2 separate regions of the Homo sapiens genome follow, and region 2 is linked to region 1. A link is an interaction called in ENCODE POLR2A ChIA-PET data of the cell type or tissue named here. Cell type or tissue: K562. All regions are shown on one strand. Each heading gives the region's core, and the rest is flanking DNA. Links, peaks and the distances in the headings are about the cores only.

The links. Peaks named below come from ENCODE experiments on the same cell type or tissue, not always from the same donor. Only the 100,000 strongest peaks of a DNase experiment are listed, where the experiment ranks them.
Region 2: POLR2A ChIA-PET joins it to region 1 with 5 read pairs; 3 of 35 experiments call an interaction of 5 or more read pairs at or near these places.

What each region holds. Positions count from the first base shown.
Region 1 is chr1:116,491,170-116,494,084 of GRCh38, forward strand. LOC112268235 (a long non-coding RNA gene) reads left to right here. Exons shown (of 2, transcript XR_002958352.2): 1 at 1-2,324. Among named protein-coding and RNA genes, the nearest start is that of LINC01762, 14 kb to the left of the region's middle. In K562, for the core only: no CTCF peak of the experiment used is centred there; DNase peaks (open chromatin) are centred at 1,102 and 1,592.
Region 2 is chr1:116,317,558-116,320,472 of GRCh38, forward strand. The region is part of intron 2 of LOC105378920 (a long non-coding RNA gene); the gene reads right to left. Among named protein-coding and RNA genes, the nearest start is that of ATP1A1, 54 kb to the right of the region's middle. In K562, for the core only: no CTCF peak of the experiment used is centred there; a DNase peak (open chromatin) is centred at 1,634.

The DNA of each region.
Region 1 (2,915 bases), core at 181-2,680:
TGATGAGCTCTGTCCACACTTGGAGACCAGCTTGTGCCCTATGGGTCTGAGCCTGGGCCTGCCTGTCCCCCAACCTGGCCATGAGGGCCCTGAAGCCACCATCACGTCTTACCTTTATTTCTGATGCCTAGATCTGTGACTGTCACATAGTAAGTGGTCAATCAATATCAACAGAAGGTGGAAATAAATGGTAAATGAGTAAACAGTCTTGGTTCTGCTCTATGAAAATACCGAACACATCAACTCACTCTGACATTAACCGTTTAGACACTTAAAGCAGGCCTCTGAACTAGACAGATCTGGAAGCATCACATAGATCACCAATCACCTCATCTACAAGATGAAGACCAAGACTGGTAAGTGGCTTGCACAAGGTTATACAGAGTGTGAGTGGCAGACCCAGACTGGATCAGACTCTCTGAGTCCCTGCTGAAGGCACCATCTCAGCCATGCTTTCAGAGTAAGAAAGCTTTGCTTCTAAAATACCTAGTAATTCAGACTTTTCTCCCAATTATTTCTAATTAGTAACCTACCTAGCACTGATGAGTTCTTGAATATATGCATGCATGCATGCATGTATAAGTGAATGAATGAATGAAGGCGAGGTCATGCTGGATTCACAGCAGCAGCAGTGCAGCTTTTCCAATAAAGGCACTAGGGATGTGTGCAGGATTGAGGTGATGCGTTTAAGGCATCTTTCTGCCTCACAACCCTGACACTGTGCATACCCGGGCTCTGCCATCGCCCCTACTCTGCAGACTGACAGAGGCTGTTCTGAGCTGTCCTTGCCAGCACCATTCTTGTTGAAACTATTAGGTTGCTATTGTTTTTAGCAAACAAACAGCTGATGCCTCATAGAAAATTTAGCATTTGCTCATTCCTGTTCCATTTATCTTTTAGTTTGTGCATTTTCTCTTCTTTATTAGCAGGGCACTTACTGGAAAACTAGATCTCTGTCACTTACTGGTTTCATATGTTTCTTCTGTTCATAACCTACCTGGAGTCAGAATTATGTCTCTGTCACAGAGCAATTGGTTGCTATGGAAATGATCATAGCACCCCAGACAGGAGGCCTGCGTTGGAGAGAAGAGGGAGTGCTGTGCCCATTGGGGTGGGGGTGGGTATGGGGGAGGTGCTGCAGGAATCCTGAGTGTGACTTTTTAAGCTAGTACTGACTTGTCTAGGCCAACCTGGTCATCTTGACCCTCTTCCTACTCAAAGTTGTGTGTGTGTGTGTGTGTGACACTTCACTTATCCACACTCCCACGCACCCCACCCAAATATAAAACAAATGCTTCCCCTAACTTCTCTCTTCTACCTCCAAGTCCAACTTAAAGTTCACCTCCTCAATCTTCTGTGGTTAACCACCCCTGACTAACCCCTTCGCCAATCAAACCCCCCCCCCCATTCCTAGTGAGTTTGTACTTAATTCAATTGCATTGGAATCACTTGCATTCCTTCTCCTGGGCTTTTTTTTTTTTTTTTTTTTTTTTTTCTTACCGGGCTTATGTGCTTTATCTTCCCAACAGTATCCAGGCCCCACAGAAGTCCATCTGGGCCAGTTGGTTTTATCTTCCCACAGAGCCCAAGCCAAGCTTGGCTGACCACAGGCCCCTGATAAATGCTGCCCCCGACTCTCAGAGAGATGGACAGTCTCAGCCCCTGAGCCTGTCCACTTTAACCCATCCAATCTTACCTCCTGAGGATCAGTATGCCTAGAGCAATAGGCAAATTAGACAGCTCTGGATATAATTTTAAACACTGTCAACCCAATGAAAGGAGAAAAACTCTAAAGCTTCATTTGCCTAAAACGTCCTCAGATGAAAAAGGAAGAATGAGAAAACAGTTTAGTTATTTAAAACTGTCTTATTTTTGTGGGTTTTAACTCATTTATGTTTCAAGTTTGCCCTTAGTCTTGGTTGCCTGTCACCCACAGCAACTTTGACCTCCAGAACCCTTAGGGTTCACATGCAGTGACTCTCCCTTCTGGGTTTCCACTGAAGGACCTTGCGGGACTGTCCAGGTCAATGGCAGCTGTACATGGTGGGAGAACCTGGGCCTGTTCCAAAGTGCTTTATAGGACAAGGTTAAGCTCACAAACATGAGTTGTGGACTTGGGGCCTTTCCTTTGTCTAACGGGCAATATCCTTACATCCGGGACCTGGGGGTGCCGAGCCCGTGAACTTCCCTTGCGGCCTGTGGTTGGAGACAAATAGCTGTGCTGGCTCCGTTGGCAGAGTTGGTGTTGGTTTTGGTGCCCCAACCTCCTTTTTCTGGAATCTGCCCCATATTCAGTCCCCAGATGGAAGTAAGCTGATACTCAGGTAAGAAGGGGGCGAAAGTCAGGGTGCCTCTAGTGTGGAGTCGACGCTAGGGCTGGACGCCATGGTTCCACATCCCAGAGCCCATCTGAAAGACCTTCTTTGGCGTGCCGCTCAGAGCTGCTCAGAGAGCGTGGAGCTCGGCCCCCAGCTCAGCCCAGGGCTCTGTGCACTCATGGAAAGGGGCATCGTGCCTGGAAACGCGAGCGGCCATTCTGGCGCAGGGACAGGGCCTGGGCGTCTGTGTGTGCTCGTGCCCAGTTGAGAGACTTGGACGGGGCGCGGAGGGCTTGCTTCTTTCCCAACCTAAGGGCTGTTTCAGTGAGGTCGTCCTTCTGAGGCCTGAGATGGTGCCGGGGGTGGCCTCACCAGGAAAAGGCGCAAGGCAAACATTGAACAGACAGGCTGGAGCTCCCAGGAGGAGCTTTGGTCCGTGGCAACTGGGAGAAGGGCCTCTTTTGGGGACAGCTGATAAAAAAGCTGCCACCCTATCCTCCAGCTCCCCCACCTCAGGGCCCCACTGGAAGACAGGCTTGACTTTCTTCATCCCGCGCAGCACGGGCTTGGTGAAGCTGGAAGGAACCCTCTCATGCA
Region 2 (2,915 bases), core at 317-2,816, 170 kb before region 1:
CTAGCCTGCAGTGGTCAGGGGAGAGCCAGTGAAGCTGGCAAGGAAGGGAGAACCTAATCAAGGCCAGTTCAGAGGATTTAAGTGGCAACAAAGTATAGGGTGGACTAGGGGAGCGAGATCCGGATTCTGAGAGCTTGATTAAAAGGCTGTTGTAATAGGGCAGAAATGCAAATATGGAGACTGAAGAAAGAATGGAAAGCAGGAGACACAGATGGGACTCATTGCCCTAAGAGTCTGAGTTCTATAGAGAGTCAAACACCGAACTGACTTGATTAAAAAATCAGATTTCAGAATACTTAAAAAAAAACTTTTTATTACTTTTCTTCAAGCTCATATCGTAAAACACACCATTAGGATAAATTGGAAACGGGACCCCAGGACAATGGCTGTCCGTGTGGGATCTGAACCACCATGAGAATTTTACTTTTATTTGTATTTATTTATTTATTTTTGAGATGGAGTCTCGCTCTGTCACCAGGCTAGTGCTCAGTGGCACCATCTCAGGTCACTGCAACCTCTGCCTCCCGGATTCAAGTGATTCTCCTGCCTCAGCCTCCTGAGTAGCTGAGATTACAGACACGCACCACTATGCCTGACACATTTTTGTATTTTTAGTAGAGATGGGGTTTCACTATGTTGGCCAGGCTGGTCTTGAAGTCCACCTCGGCCTCCCAAAGTGCTGGGATTACAGGTGTGAGCCACCACATCTGGCTGAGAATTTTACTTTTAATAAGATGTTCTCTCTTTGTTCACCAGACTGTCTCTAATATTAGTTGATGTGTACAGAACATAAATATTTGTTAGGATGCAATAGTCCAAATTTAGATGCAAATATTATGTTTAAATTGTAACAAAGTGATTGCTTTTTAGTGACATCATTTCAAGGAATTGGTAACTTGGTTTTTCATTGGTGTCTTGGCCCATGAAGGATGAGCTTCAGTGGACAGAAGACATGATGACACCCAGTTAGCACCACAAGGCCCTCTCTCCCAGGCAGTCCAATGTAGCAGGACGCCTACTCTAGTGCACGCTACTGCAGTTACCTCTGCTGGAAACTGCTGGTGAAACCACTGACCTGACCTGGACTAAGCACCTGAGACTTCTTGCTTCTCAGTTTATCCAGACAACAGCCTCAACTCTGCCCTTGCAGTTGCATGCTACATTCTGTCCAGAATGTTGAGAGCTATAGCTCTTTCTCTTCCATGGACTAGAGACCTCCCTTTCACCATGAGGTCAATGAAGCTTAACCTCAGGACCTGTCCCTTGCATTGGCCCCTTCCAGGGCCCTGGAGGAGTCTTGCCAATGTGTTTACATGGTCACCTGTCACTGTAAAATTTGCAAAGCTGATAAGGCTTTGCGATTTAGAATGCGGCCTCTTTCACTCGGATTCCCACTCCCTCACATAACTCTTTGGGTGGGGCAGCATTGGAGGGGGCTGCAGGCATTTCTGGAATGCAGTTAAGGGAAAGATGAATGAGTGACAAGTTTAGCTTGTGTTCATGAAGATATATATTTGTGTAGGTCACAGCCACCTCTACGCATAGTTATGTTACTGCCAGCCATTCCAGAGCACAAATGGCTTTCTGAAATACTCCCTGTCACCGCTGTGCTGACGCACCCACTGCTTAGTATCAGATGCGAGGCTGGAGGTCATGGGGAAATGAGAACGTGTCCTTCAGCTCCCAGCACCGGTTACAGATGGAAAGTGGAGGAGAAATAAAGTCTGAAATGTATCAAGCCAAAGATTGTATATAGAGAATTCTTTCAAACAGCAGATGTGGAAAGTTGTAAGTGGAAGATTCAGTTCTCACAACACCTCATCAGACTGCAAACTCTCTCTTATCATAAAGATGCCTGAAAATGTAGTGTATACAATTACAAAAAAATTAGCCCCTTTTGCTGTTATTTTGAATGAGAGTTTTGAGAAATAGTTTATGAGAATTCCTACGTTTGTAGCACATGTGCTCTGAGCAGAATGGCAGAGTACATGCCCTATAAACCTGTGTACCTACATATATGGAACAGTTAATATATGACAAAAATGATAGACTTTTTTTCAAATTTGAAAACAATCATAAAAATTTTCGGCCAGGCGCGGTGGCTCACGCCTGTAATCCCAGCACTTTGGGAGGCCGAGGCGGGCGGATCACAAGGTCAGGAGATGGAGACCATCCTGGCTAACACGGTGAAACCCCGTCTCTACTAAAAATACAAAAAAATTAGCCAGGCGTGGTGGCGGGCGCCTGTAGTCCCAGCTACTCTGGAGGCTGAGGCAGGAGAATGGTGTGAACCCGGGAGGCGGAGCTTGCAGTGAGCCGAGATCGCGCCACTGCACTCCAGCCTGGGGGACAGAGCGAGACTCCGTCCCAAAAAAAAAAAAAAAAAATTTTTTTCATGACATTCCCAATTACAAGTTGGAAAGCTAAAAGACAATTTTTTAGAAGTATCAGTAATAAAAAAAATTTGTGATCAACCATTCCAGAGAAAATGTTAAATTATCTTTCTCTTCTCTTTAGGTAGTGACATCTCAAAATTATAATAAAGAAGTAATCAAAGAGTTTGCAACCCAAAGATGTTTTTTAAAAAGGTTTTTGGAGCAGTGGCAGGGAGCTAATAAAAATATTTCGCTATTTTTCTGGATTTGTGATATTTGTGCCAACACGTTAAAATTTTTAATTTCTTGTGATTCTCTCAATCTAATAAGGCCAGATATGGTGGCTCAATACCCATAATCCCAGCACTTTGGGAGGCTGAGGCAGGAGAATTGCTTGAGGCCAGGAGTTCAAGACAAGCCTGGGCAACATAGCAAGACCCTGTCTCTACAAAAACATTTAAAATTAGCAAAGCATGGTGGCACATGCCTGTGGACTCAGCATCTTGGAAGGCTGAAGTGTAGGATCCGTTGAGCCCAGGA